Regions from separate parts of the Homo sapiens genome. Here region 2 is linked to region 1. The links are chromatin contacts, found by Hi-C in ENCODE. All regions are on one chromosome and are shown on one strand. Each heading gives the region's core, a stretch centred on a gene start or an enhancer-like site at or near the end of the contact. The rest is flanking DNA. Distances are from core to core; before and after follow the strand shown. Region 1 overlaps NEDD4L (NEDD4 like E3 ubiquitin protein ligase). Region 2 overlaps LOC105372146 (a long non-coding RNA gene).

Region 1 (6,598 bases), core at 2,698-5,197:
CCATTGGCATCAAACCTGCTTGGGTTGCTATCAGTTTTTCTTTTGAGAGCTGGTGACTTGCAATTTAAAACACACATGGGCTCAAGGGTATTGGAGGGACATGGCAGAAAGTCCTTCTGCTGCCTAGTGATTGAGAGTGATGGGGTCCTAACTCTGTGTGAGGATAGCTCTTTGACACAGCTCACCTCAGTCCCCTTTACCTAGGTTTAAGTTGTTAGCATTTTGCTGTATTTGCTCCATCTCTTTTTTTCCCTGAAGTATTCAGAAGTGAATTACAGACATCATGACGTTTAGTTCCTAAATACTTCAGCCCAAACCTCTAAAAAACAAGAACATATTTCTATATAACTGTAGTACTGTTCTCACAAAATTAAGACTAATTGCCTAATGGACTCTATTACCTGATCCATTATCTGAACTTCCCCAGCTGACCTTAAAATGCCTTTTACAGCTGGACTGTTTAAACCAGGATTCAATTGAGAATTCTGTATTGCATTTAATCGGTGGGTCTATTAAGACTCTCTTAACCTAGAATAGTGATAAAAGCTTTTTACTCTTGGTCTCTTTGCAAACTGGGGACCCCCAGCCAGCAACACCCCACCTGGGTCTCACTCTACCATGCTGGGGTGCCCTAGCTCACCTGTGTTATAGCTTGTACCTGTGTTCAGTGGTTCCCGAGTTCTTGCATGGCACCCAAGAAGAATGAGGATATGCTGGACATTGAGGGTGAGGAGGGCAGAGTAGAATTTTACTGAGCAATGGAATAGCTCTCGGTGGAGAGGGGCTGCAGTCAGGTGCTTCTCTCCTTCCCGTGTGGCTGGGCCCAGGGCTTTTTATGGGCTCAGAATAGGGGAGGGGCAGGCTGCAGGTAGTATTGGAAAAGGCAACATTTGATTCATTAAAAGGCATTGTTCAGAAAGAATCAATCAGGAAAGGGTGGGCAGACAGGAACAGAAGTTCTCGCTCTGGTTCGTGGGTTTCATCCGGGACCAGCAGTCCAGTCTTTCAGCCTTCAGGCTGTTTTTGGCTCGAAGGTGGGGTTTCACCGGGGACCCGCCCCTATCTGCCCAGGCGTTTGGCTGCTTCCTATCACTATCAATAGTCCCTCCCCTTCAATGACTTGTAGGAAGGTTGTTTCGCTTACCACATTCCATCGTGTCCTGGTGGCATCATCAATGAATGAACATGTTCTTTTCCCCATGTTTCTTGTACGTACTGTGTATTAGAAGTTGGACTAAAGGCTTGATCAAATTTGAGGCAGGAATGGGTGAGGCTACGTGCGACTGGAGGGACACAATGACTGGTTCTGTCATAATCAGTGATTGAAATTGATCCCTGGGTAAATGTGGGGGCAGTCTCATCCCTCCACTATCAAAAATTAACATTTTTTTTCCCCAGGTGACCAGCAAGTAACGAGGGGAGGGGCTGTTTTGGTACTGTATACCTGCAAATTTTAAATATTGATTTACTTTACTTCCAAAGGATTGGAAATTTTGTTTTTTTCTTTCTTTGCCCTTCTTTGAAAACATTGTACAAAGTAAATCTCCTTATTTTACTAATGGAGAAGCTTCTGAAAGAGGCTGAACATACATTGAAGTACCTTTGCTCAGCTGTAAGCCCTTCTGGATCAGAGGTCAGACCAAAGTTTGCAGACAGTTGGTCCCTGTGGACCAGACTGAATCCACACATGAGTTTATTTGGCCTGTGGAGCACTGAAACAAAAAAATGCAAATCCTGAGCCAACGTTTGGGAGATCCCATATTATAATACAAATCGAGATTTCCAGGTTTCTGGAAGGTCTTGGCAATCTAGCCACACTGGGCCTGCATCTGTGCAAGGCTGCATGGCTAGAGGTGTGTGCTGGGCACACCCATTAGGTGGGACTGCGCCTTTCTGGCCACTAGGGACCGTACACCTCCTGTTGTTTTCATGGGGGCTGGTTTCCCTTGCTGACACGTGGCCATGAGGTCCCTCGAGGTACAGGCCGGCATTTGGACTTGTCCTCTGCACTGTTTCTTTGTTAGCATTTAGAACTGACTTCTCCTCTTCCTCCCCCATTGAGGAGCAGCACCTTACTCTGTGCAGAGTCTGTCTGTGATCTGCAGGCTCTTTGCAGAGCTACATTTCTCTCTGGAGGCCTTGCTGAGCAGCCTCCGCTGTCTAGGGCATTGCTGAGAATCACAACATCAACACTAATGGCCCTTGGGCCAAAAAGTGTTTGTCTTAAAATCCCTGCACCAAATAGCTTGTGCAATTACTCCTGTGAGAGCCCCAGAGGATCTAACTCTTAGGCTGTTTGTTCTAGCTGTATTCCTTCCCACCCCCCAAACCGAAATGACATTAAAGGATAGTAACTCCCTCCCGCAAATATAGATAAAAACCTCTTTACTCCCTAACAACCACACAACTATTTACATTTTTGTGTTTACCTCCTAGTCTTTAAGTATATGAATGCATGCAACGTCCTTTAAAAATATGTCAATCCTAGCCTCCACACCACCCAGCCGACCAGGTTTCCCAGAGGGAAGCATTGGAAATGGCAGATGGGTAAATGCACAGAGCTGGCAAATCTCCATCCTGCGGGAGGCTTGCTGTGCAATATAGCCATCGCCACAATAATGGATCTTCCTAATGATCCGGAATCACTGAGCAAAGACTGTGCCATGTTCAGTATACACTAAGTGAGCATGCAGGGAATATATGATCAGTTTACAAACATTTCCACATAAGCTTTTTTCTCTCTCCCACTCCAGTTTTGGTAAATAAAAGAGCAAACTAGACTGCTTTCTTTCTCTCTCTCACTCTCCCCCTGTCTCCCTCCCTCTTCCTCTCTGTCCCTGTCCCTCTCTCCTGCCTCCCTCATTCACTCTGTCGTCCTCTCTCTCTCCTCCTCCTCCTTCCTTCCTTGCTTCATTTCCCCCCTCATCTCTTTCTTCCTCACCCTTTTTAAAAAGAGACAGGAGTCTTGCTCTGTTGCACAGGTTAGAGTGCAGGGGTGCAATCATAGCTCACTGTAACCTCAAACTCCTGAGCTCAAGCAGTCCTCCTGCCTCAGCCTCCCCAGTAGCTGGGAGTACAGGCACACTACCATGCCCAGCTAATTTTTAAAAATTTTTATAGAGGTGTTGTCTTGCTGTGTTGCCCAGGTGGGTCTCAAACTCCTGACCTCAAGTGACCCTCCCGCCTTGGCCTCTCAAAGTGCTGGAATTACAGGTGCAAACCACTGTGTCCAGCCAGACAGGTCACTTTTCTGTACCATTCCCTGATGTTGTGAGATTAGTGAGAGTCCCTACTGTGGAACCTTGTTCACGTTGCCCTGACTCCTGATGCATGGATATTTGCTGTTACCAAAGACACCTCTGCTTTACCAAATGTTTTGACAGAGTGGAAGGAAAACTACAAGACTTCTTGCCCTCGTTTTCTTCAGTCTAGAATGATGCTGGGGTCACTGAGTCTGTAGGGCAGAGAATCTGATGTGTTTTTTAGGAAGCGGAAGGTGTCTGACACATAGATGTTTGACAAATTTTGTTAATCTGGTCAGAGTGCAGCCTAGAAAATTAAATTAAAAAGCTGCTGAGGAGTGCTGGGGTCGCATTTTGACATAGATACAAAGGCACCAATAGGGCCAAAAGTATGAGGCCAGTCCTAGGGCTGGTGAAGTTTGGATCCCCTGCCTGACATTGTGTCCTGAGCCCCTGGCCCCTTCCTGCACCTCTCCCTGAGCCGCCGGCCCCTCCTCATTCCTTCCTCTCCTTTATCTTCCGCTGTCTTTGCCTGTGCCCCCACGCCCGTGCCCTGAATCTGGAGTCTTTGTCTTAGTGCATTCTGTTTGTCTCACTGTCTTCCTCTGTTTTCCTTTTCTTGCGGGGAGGAAGGGTAGAAAGAGTGTAAGAAGCTCAAGTATGAGGAAGGGAAGGTTGCCAACTTGAGATGAGTCAGAAATGAAAGCAGTTCTGAATGTGTAAGACAATGAGGAAAATATTTATTTAACAAAAATTGAACTACCAACCAAGCCTTCAGGAACACAGCCAGAAGGTGCTGTGTAGGGAGAGGTGTGCATTAGGATGCTGGAGCGTGGCTGCCGGCGTCCCCACCCCAGGAGGAAGGGACTCGTTTCTCTGAACCTTTTTAATGGTTCTCCCCATTGTAGACAGGACTGGCTCTCCACCCCATCCTCAGTGGGTGCAGCTTTGGGGAGGCCGTGAGGCTGGTGATCTTGGGGCCTCCTATGCATCTGTGTTATTGAAGGTAACAATGTCCCTTCTACCCAAAAGTCATGCTTTTAAAAACGCACAATCTTGAATCCATTTGGGAAACATCTTTGGAACTCCAGAATGTTGTCTTTCTCAGATATGTATTGCCAATGTTGTATTACTTCATTTGCTAAGAAACATTGTCATCGACTTTATAAAATTATTGAATAATTCTATTTGGGGGAGAAGCCTGGAAGCTAAGATTTTAAAGGTTATTTATAAGTTAAGTGAACTGGCAAATTCTTAAATGGTAAATAAAACCTTTCCTACATGCTATAGGTAGTTATCTAAATCAGGGCCTAACAAGCTTTTTTATTTATTTTCCTGTAAAAAGCCAGATACTAAGTAGTTGAGGCTTTGCAGGACTGATGGTCTCTGACATAGCACTAAAGCAGCCTTGGGCAATACATAAACAAAGGGGCATGTGTGTGAGCTGATGGTCCACGGGCTGCAGTCTGCCAACCTCTGATGTTATAAGCCATTGATTTTCTACAACATATATATTTAGAACTGGGAGTGTCAGTGTTATTTTGTCATGGTTTCCAGATTAAACTCTTTCATATTGCTGCTGGTCGGTCAATGACAGACTAATTCTGCTAGCATTGACTTTCTGGGCCAGGGAATGGGGTTCCTAGATAGTGCAGTAGCTTTTTATTTATTTTCTTTTCCATTCAAGGGTAACATGCTTAAAATACAGCGTATGAAGCTTTTGGATATCCACTGTAAATTTTAAGGTCTAAAAATGAATGCAATTGTGAAATGTTTTTGCCTTAGAGAAAACGCTCTCACTGCTTTGTGTTAATAAATGCATGAAAAATAATGATGAATTAAATGCATACAAACAGATGCAGACATAATTTAGATGAGTGTATTGCAATTAAAATATTGCCCACTTTCGCTACGGAATATTCGTTGGACTTATGACCTTAGTGTAAGTAATGTTTAATAAGGAATCTGCAATGTGTAACTCCTCCGTAAATTATTAAAAGGATTGGCATTCCTACTGTATAATATCAACACAAGGGATAGAAAATATGCCTGGATTCTTAATGAATGTGTGCTAACGTTCCTTCTGGCATAGGAATGTGTAGTAAATACACTTCAAGGGTTGTTCGCATTTTTATCCGTCATTGTTATAGGCATGTTATTGTGTGTCTCCTATTGAAGAACTGATTGATCATTGTTTTAAGCTTCTGTGACTTTTAGATGCTTAAAACTAGGCGTTCATGGTAGGAAAGTAGAGAAACATGTGGAAGAAATACTGCGTTTCAAGTTTGGGAGTGGCTGGTAGAAAAATCAAACTAGGCTAGTCTTACAGCTTTATCGCAGTTTTGTTTTTTTTCCTAGTAGGAAAATGATAGTATTGGTTGTATATTAAAACACTCTCTCTGACACTGACTTGAATCACGTGCGAGTTCATTGAGAACAGGGATTTTAACTTGGTTAGGTGATTTTAAACATTATTTAGCAAATCTGGAAAACAAAAGAGAAATTTTCAAATATCTTTCTTCCACGGTGGTGTACTGGCTCTCTGGAGTGTGATTTCATCTTCTCTTATTATTGCATATGTAGTCAAGCCATCATGTTCTTGAAGTGAGACTTCACCCACTAGTGGGGCCGTATAATTCAGGATCTTTTGTTTGTCCTTACATAGTTTCTTGGCCTGGAATGTCAAAATATCAGAAACTGTTCTTTCTCTGGAATCATCTGTCTCCGTGATGGCCTCGCCATCTGTACAGTCATCCAAGCTAGGGACCAAAGAGTCGTCCTTTACTCTCTCATCCTTCCGGCTGCTGTGTCTGGCTTTCAGTGTTTGTGTAGAGCAGGGGTCTCCAACTCCTGTGGCGTGTTAGGAAGTGGGCCGCACAGCAGGAGGTGAGCCATGGGTAGGCGGGCAAAACTTCCTCTATTTACAGCTGCTCCCCATCATTCGCATTGCTGCCTGAGCTCCGCTGCCTCTCGGATCAGCCACCAGCATTAGATTCTCATAGGACCATGAACCCTATTGTGGAACTTTGCATGTGAGGGATCTAGGTTGCACACTCCTTATGAGAATCTAACGCCTGATGATCCGTCACTGTCCCCCATCACCCCTAGATGGGACCATCTAGTTGCAGGAAAACAAGCTCGGGGCTCCTACTGATTCTATATTATGAAGAGTTGTATAATTATTTCATCATCTATTACAATGTAATAATAATAGAAATAAAGTGCACCATAAATGTAATGCCCTTGAATCATCTCCAAACCATCCACCCCACTCCTCCAACCCCCAAACCAGCCTGGAGAAAAATTGTCTTCCACAAAACCAGTCCCTGGTGCCAAAAAAGTTGGGGACCGTTGGT
Region 2 (6,598 bases), core at 2,228-4,727, 590 kb after region 1:
TACAAAGCCCTATCTTTCAGCCCACTTTCTCAAGTGCCCCTTCAATATCACAAGTCACCAGAATCAAGATGCTAACACTTGACCCCTCTTATTTCACTCAAATCTCGACTTATTTTCTTGTCTAACCAGATTCTTTGTTTCGTCTATTCGCTCTCACAAACACCAACTCCCCTGATCCATTCTTTTACTTTCAACTGGCAAAACTCCAACCCCCACCAACTTCCACACACTTCTCTCTACTTAAGCCCCTCATTCTCCTTCTCCTCCTACCCTCCCACTCCTGAGAGCCTTGCTTCACCCGTCACTGAAAAACTGAAGCCATCACAGCGTATTATTAACCCTCTTGCATCGATAGTTTTCTTTCTTCCTGTTACAATGGAGGACTTGTCACTCCTGTCTAACCCCTCCACGTAGACTCTGGGTTGCATCCCCTTTTATTTATTTTCTTTTAGAGACAGGTTCTCACTCTCTAGCCCAGGCTAGAGTACAGTGGTATAATCATAGCTCACTGCAGCCTCAACCTCCTGGGCTCAAGCAATCCTCCCACCTCAGCCTCCCGAGTAGCTGGACTATAAGCACATGTCACCATGCCCAGCTAATTTATTTTTATTTTTGTAGACAGGGTCTTGCTATGTCACCCAGGCTGGTCTCAACCTCCTGGGCTCAAGTGATCCTCCCATCTCAGCCTCCCAAAGTGCTCGGATTACAGGTGTGAGCCACCATGCCCAGCCTCTCCATCTCCTTTTTGTCTTTCCTAAATTTCATTTCTTTGGTTATCTCCCCTCTAATATGATCAATATGCCTCATTTTGACCAATTATTCTCACTGGCACACAGGCATGCTGTCAGAGCCAGCTTCGTGGGCATGAGACCTCTACAGACACACAGCACCCTGTGCCTGGTTTAATATTCTGCCGTCACTGTTTTTAAATTCTTAATAATTTTTTAACAAGGAGCCAGTCCTGCCTGCTCTAGTATCTGCCATTTTCTCTGCTTCCCCTCTCTAAACTGCCAAAACAGAGCCTAGGTGAGCCATCTCTATTTCTACTTGTATCTCTACTTTGTCACTTTTACTAATTCTGTTTTTTTAGACAGAGTCTTATTCTGTCATCCAGGTTGAAGTGCGGTGGCGCAATCACAGTGAGCTCAAGAGATCCTCCCACCTCAGCCTCCCAATTAGCTGGGACCACAAGCATGTGCCACTATGCCTGGCTAATTTTTAAATTTTTGTAGACATGGGGTCTCACTGTGTTGCCCAGGCTGGTCTCCAAATCCTAGAATCAAGGGATCCACCCACCTTGGCCTCCCAAAGTGCTGGGATTACAGGCATCAGAGCCACTGCACCCAGTCCACTTTTACTAACTCTGAAAGTGTTTCAATCCCAACACTTTTCTCCTAAAAACAAAAAACCATCCTCGTCAATGTTTCCATATGGCCTCAATTTGGTGACATTCAAAGAACCTTTTCTGAAGCCATCCCTGAAGACTCTCCTCTTGCAGTTCTCCACTTTATTCTCCAACCTGGCAGCCTGTTGCTTTCATTCCCAGCATTTTTCTCATGCAAAGTTGTATAATTGTGAACGTGTTTTTTGCCTTCTTTCACTCTAAGCTCTGTGGGCAGACATCATGTGTCCTCGTCCCTGACACAGTCCCTGACGCTCAGTGGATGTTTACTGAGTGAATAAATGAGGGAATGGATGTGCAAGAGAGTTCAAGAACTTGAAAAAAGTTCAAGGGATCAGTAATGTATACACTCAGGAAAATTTTTAAAAGCTAGAAAGATCTGATAGTAAAAGGAGAGGCAAAAAAACTGGATAACCTGGAAAGAAAATGAGCAAATAAAAAATCATTTACATTACGATACCTGGAAGGATAGGTGGGCGTTGTCAGAAGGTGGAATACTGAAGTGTAAGATTTCGAAAACACTTCTGCTAGTGTAAGTGCTGGCCAGTTCTGGGGTGGTCATGAGTGGGGGTGGATTGAGTAAATTGGAAGTGAAGGTCACTGGGATTCAGATCGAGGAACTGATCTGAGGTTGCTGGATAGGTTGCTCAAATGGCTATTCAAGTCATCAGATGAACAGGAGAAGTTGAAGTCAAAGGGAAGACGTTGCAGTGAGTACAGTGGCACGTGCCTGTAGTCCCAGCTACTAGGGAGGCTGAGGCAGGAGGATCCCTTGAGGCCAGGAGTTCGAGGCTGCAGTGAGCCATGACCACTCCTGTGAACAGCCACTGCACTCCAGCCTGGGCAACATACTGAGATACCCCACATTTTCAGTGAATAATCTTGACTAACACTTATAAAGTGCCTACTATGTGCCAGATACTATTCTAAGTGCTTTGCATATATTTATATATTCTATATACAAATAATATTAACAACAACCCTATGAAGCATATTACTGTTATCATCCCCAGTTTATAGATGAAAAATTGAGGCAAGAGAGGAAACTCTGGGGCTTGGCGAGGTGGCTCACGCCTGTAATCCCAGCACTGTGAGAGGCCAAGACAGGCAGATCATCTGAGGTCAAGAGTTCAAGACCAGTCTGGCCAACATGGTGAAACCCCATCTCTACTAAAAATACAAAAAAATTAGCCAGGCGTGGTAGTGTGCAGCTGTAATCCCAGCTACTTGGGAGGCTGAGGCAGGAGAACTGCTTGAACCTGGGAGGCGGAGGTTACAACCAGCAGAGATCGCACCACTGTACTCCAGCCTGGGCGACAGAGCAAGACTCCATCTTAAAAAAAAAAAAAAAGAGAGAGAGAGAGAGAGAGGAAACTCGGCCAAGGTCAGACAGCTAGCAAATAGTAGAGCTGGGAAAGGACTCCGGCTGTGTGGCTCCAGAGCGCAAGGCCTCTGGTCTCGACAGGAAGATGACAGACATAAGAGACCATAATGCTGGGGGTTAAAAGGTGGAAGAGAAGCAGGAACCAGATCTGAAGTCCTTTGTATTTCATGCTGAGTTTTGTAATGACCCTCTTGGCAATTGGCAGACTTTGAAGGAGGTCAGGCCAGGGCATGACAGAATCAGATTAATGTTCTGGAAAGATCTGTCTGGCTGCAGAGTCAGACGGGAATGAATGGTCTGGAGGCGGGAGGGCCCTTCAGAGCCTCTTGCAACAAAGAGGGACTGATAGTGGGCAGGCGCCTACACCTCTGCTTTGGAAAGGAAATGGGGCAGGTGGCAATGTCGGAAAAGGAGCCCAGGACGGCACAGCCTGCAGGAGCCGCAGCCGCCCCATGGGGACAGTTCGAGCTCACCCGGTCCCTAGGCAAGAGAGCACAGTCCTGGCCACCTAGCCCAGAGGGCATGATGGGCCCAGCGAGAAACCCTGGGGCCCCCGCGCGGGGACTGCTCGAAGTCCGCCCGGGGGCCTTGGGAGCTGGGTGCACCCCTTAGAGGAGCCCGGCTTCGTGGGCCCCAGCCTGGCCTTGGGTCTCCCTTCGCCTTCTGAGCTCGGGGCCGGCCGGGAGCTGGGTACCCAGCAGAGGGCAGCACAGGCTTGCGTTCGTCCCGGTCTGAGCGCCGTCTGCACCTGCCCGGGGCCCTGCAGCTGCGCAGCGCACGGAGCAGTGGTGCGCTCTCACCCACCCGCGAGCTCCCACGCACATCCAGGTCCTCCCCGTCCAGCTCGTGGCTCAATACAATACCTAGAAGGCCTGGGGGCCCTCAGGAAGACCGAGGGACAGCAGCCAGCGCGGCTGGGATGACAGCCAGACTCGGGCATGCATCAACAGGCCAGGACAAGTGGCCGGCTCCCTCCTCTCCCATGCCCATGCCTGTGATGCTGCCAAAGGGCAGAGAAATATCAAAAAGCTCCACCGAATCTCCTGGGAGGGAGGCCCCTGCCTTGAGAACAGTCAACCAGATACCCATCTGGGGCCCCTGGGGCAGGGGGCAGGGCACGGAAGCAAAAGCGTTTAGATTCTAGCGGAGTTTTGAAAACTACCCACCCAGCAGGGAAAAACAAAAAGGACTGAAATCCTGGCAGGGAGCTTCCCTGACTCTGGCCTCTCCAAACTGGATGTCAAATCATGAATAGAGGTCCCTAGGTCCCTCCTACTCTAGTTTTTTGTTTTTATAATTGCGGCTTTTTTAACTATTATTTTTAATTCTTGTAAAACATAACATTTGCCATGTTAACCATTTTTAAGTATACAGTTCTATTTTGCATTGTTCCCACTCTCGATTTTTACTGGGATTTCTCACGTACAGAATGAGACACTGAGAAACACTATAAGGAAAAGACAGACCTGGAGACTGAGGAAAGTACATTGGGAATTCTAAGGTGGGCGTGAGAGGTTTTGCAGCCGCTGTGCCTTACGAACTTTCCAGGGCACCTCTGTCCTGAGGGCTTCCACTCTGTACATCCGTCATGCCACCCTCCACGCCCTCCCCATACACAGCCCAGACAGAACCCATGGCTCATCTGGGAGTGGTCAGTGAGCACCCCAAAGGGATCCCTGCCCATATTCAGAAACGGGAACAAGGCTATTTGAAAACTTTGCAATGTTATGGCAGAAATAATCTTTGCAGGATGTAAATGAAAAGTTCCAAGCAATTACGACAAATTTTTGAGCAATTAATGCACTGGGTCTTTAGCCTTCAATGAGCTGGAAAGCTGAGCAAGACAGAACTTGAACCCCTAATAATTATAACAGCTAATACTTACAGAGCGCTATGAGCCTGGCACAGTGCTAACCATTTTACTCATTCAGGTCTTTGCAGTGGAAATGCTGCTATTATCCCTGTTTTACAGAGGAGAAAATCAAAGCCCTGAGGGCTAGCTGGCTTGCTCAAGGTCACAGGGGAAGTAAATGGTGGGGCCTGGATTTGGACCCAGGCAGACTGGCTCCAATAACATGGCTTATGATGGCACCCTTGCCTGATGCTGTGCTGGGAGCTGTATAGACTGAGCCAGTTCCCACTCTGGGAGGCTCAGAAGCTTGTGGAAGGGTGAGTCTGCTAATTTTTTTCTTGGTTTTGGTTTGAGATGGGGTCTCACACTGTCACCCAGGCTGGAGCACAGTGGTGCAATCATGGCTCACTGCAGCCTCAAACTCCCAGGGTCAAGCCATCCTCCCACCTCAGCCTCCAGAGTAGCTGGGACTACAGGTGCATGCCACCATGCTCTAGCTAATTTTAACATTTTTTGTAGAGACAGGGTTTTGCCATGTTGCCCAGGCTGGTCTCAAAATCCTGGCTTCAAGCAATCCTCCTGCCTCGACCTCCCAAAGTGCTAGGATTACAGGTGGGAGTCACTGCACCTAGCCCAGTCCGTCAACTTTGAATAATGTCAGAGTCACTGGTCTTGGGGACCTAGAATTGCCCTAAATCTCTCCATTTTGACAGTAAAATTTCACATGAATACTTTAACAAGGCTTATCAATGCAACCACAGGCTGTCTACGTGCATTCACCAACAATCCTCTTTCCACCAGTCCTTCTGTTTCAGCCTTAGTACACACACACAAAAAATTTAATGTTGCCAAAGGACTTGAGAAAATCCAGAATGTTTTCATACACACATGTCTTGGGATGTGCTGCCTATGGAAGACCTTCCTTTGCCTGTCCCTTCTCCTTCATCCTTGACTTTGCTGTCCAGCTCTTTAAGGGACTTGAGCCTGAGAGCACATGGCCAGAGAGAGGACAGCCCAGGGAGGTGGTGTTATCTCTTGATAACACCAGAAGAGCAGAGAGCAAAAGTAGAACCGGAAGTGTGGTCTGGTTTTCCTTTTTCCTGTACTTGGATTTTAAAGAAGCATATGAGCTCTTATATTTCAAGCTAGTGGTAGGTAGAAAAGAAAAAGTTTTGAAAACAATGTTATTTCAGGTGCACCCAGCAGCTGTGCACACCATGACTTTAACCTCTCCTTTCTTTCACTCCATAGCTGACCTTCTCCCTCAACCTATACCTACTGCATTTTCACTGGGGAAGCAGCGTGAGAAGGAAACAAGTAGCCATGCTAATTGGTGACAACCCACTTCTATTTATTTATCATCACTTAGCTATACTTATCAGAGAACAAAAAATATAGTCTTTCATGCCCAGCACTGGATCAATTTGCAGCTGAGGCATTTATGCTTATACACTTTCCTTTTTCCCTTTGTTATCTGTTCATTATTTTCATTTGTATATACAAGTTGGTGATATTTGATTGCACTTTGAGGCCGAAGCATTTCAACAGATGTTGGATAATAAGGAAGAAAGAACACAGAGGCCGCCCTGCCTGCTGCTCAGGTGGGCTGTGTTTGTATCTGGTTCTTTCAGGATCTGTTTCATTTTTCAGAATATTGTCAAGGTTCACATGGCCCAGTGCAGCTGCATTTGGTGGCTTTTAGAAGTTTCGCAGTCCCAGCCGGGTGCGGTGGCTCACACCTGTAATCCCAGCACTTTGGGAGGCTGAGGTGGGCAGATCACTGGAGGTCAGGAGTTCTGACTGACATGGTGAAACCCCCTCTCTACTAAAAATACAAAAAATTAGCCAGGCATGGTGGCGTGCACCTGTAATCCTAGCTACTCAGGAGGCTGAGGCACAAAGAATCACTTGAACCCAGGAAGTGGAGGTTGCAGTGAGCCGAGATTGCACCACTGCATTC

What was found. Hi-C counts contacts between places; a loop is a spot of excess contacts on that map. Pooled maps may share reads with other maps.
Region 2: a loop to region 1 is called in a pooled map, with 2.7 times the contacts of the local background. The contact joins two enhancer-like sites. A Hi-C loop is called at or near these places in 4 of 168 maps with a recorded cell type or tissue (CD4-positive, alpha-beta T cell, GM12878 and transverse colon), 25 of 37 single-sample maps with no recorded cell type and 22 of 50 pooled maps.

The regions. Positions count from the first base shown.
Region 1 is chr18:58,173,400-58,179,997 of GRCh38, forward strand. All of the region lies in intron 2 of NEDD4L (NEDD4 like E3 ubiquitin protein ligase), which reads left to right. Among named protein-coding and RNA genes, the nearest start is that of NEDD4L, 130 kb to the left of the region's middle. Within about 2 kb of position 3,948, at least 7 of the 41 ENCODE cell types and tissues checked have a DNase peak (open chromatin) inside an H3K27ac peak, as active enhancers do.
Region 2 is chr18:58,765,119-58,771,716 of GRCh38, forward strand. The region is part of intron 1 of LOC105372146 (a long non-coding RNA gene); the gene reads right to left. Among named protein-coding and RNA genes, the nearest start is that of LINC01926, 45 kb to the right of the region's middle. RefSeq lists a silencer at 3,424-3,573 and an enhancer at 3,654-3,803. Within about 2 kb of position 3,478, at least 6 of the 41 ENCODE cell types and tissues checked have a DNase peak (open chromatin) inside an H3K27ac peak, as active enhancers do.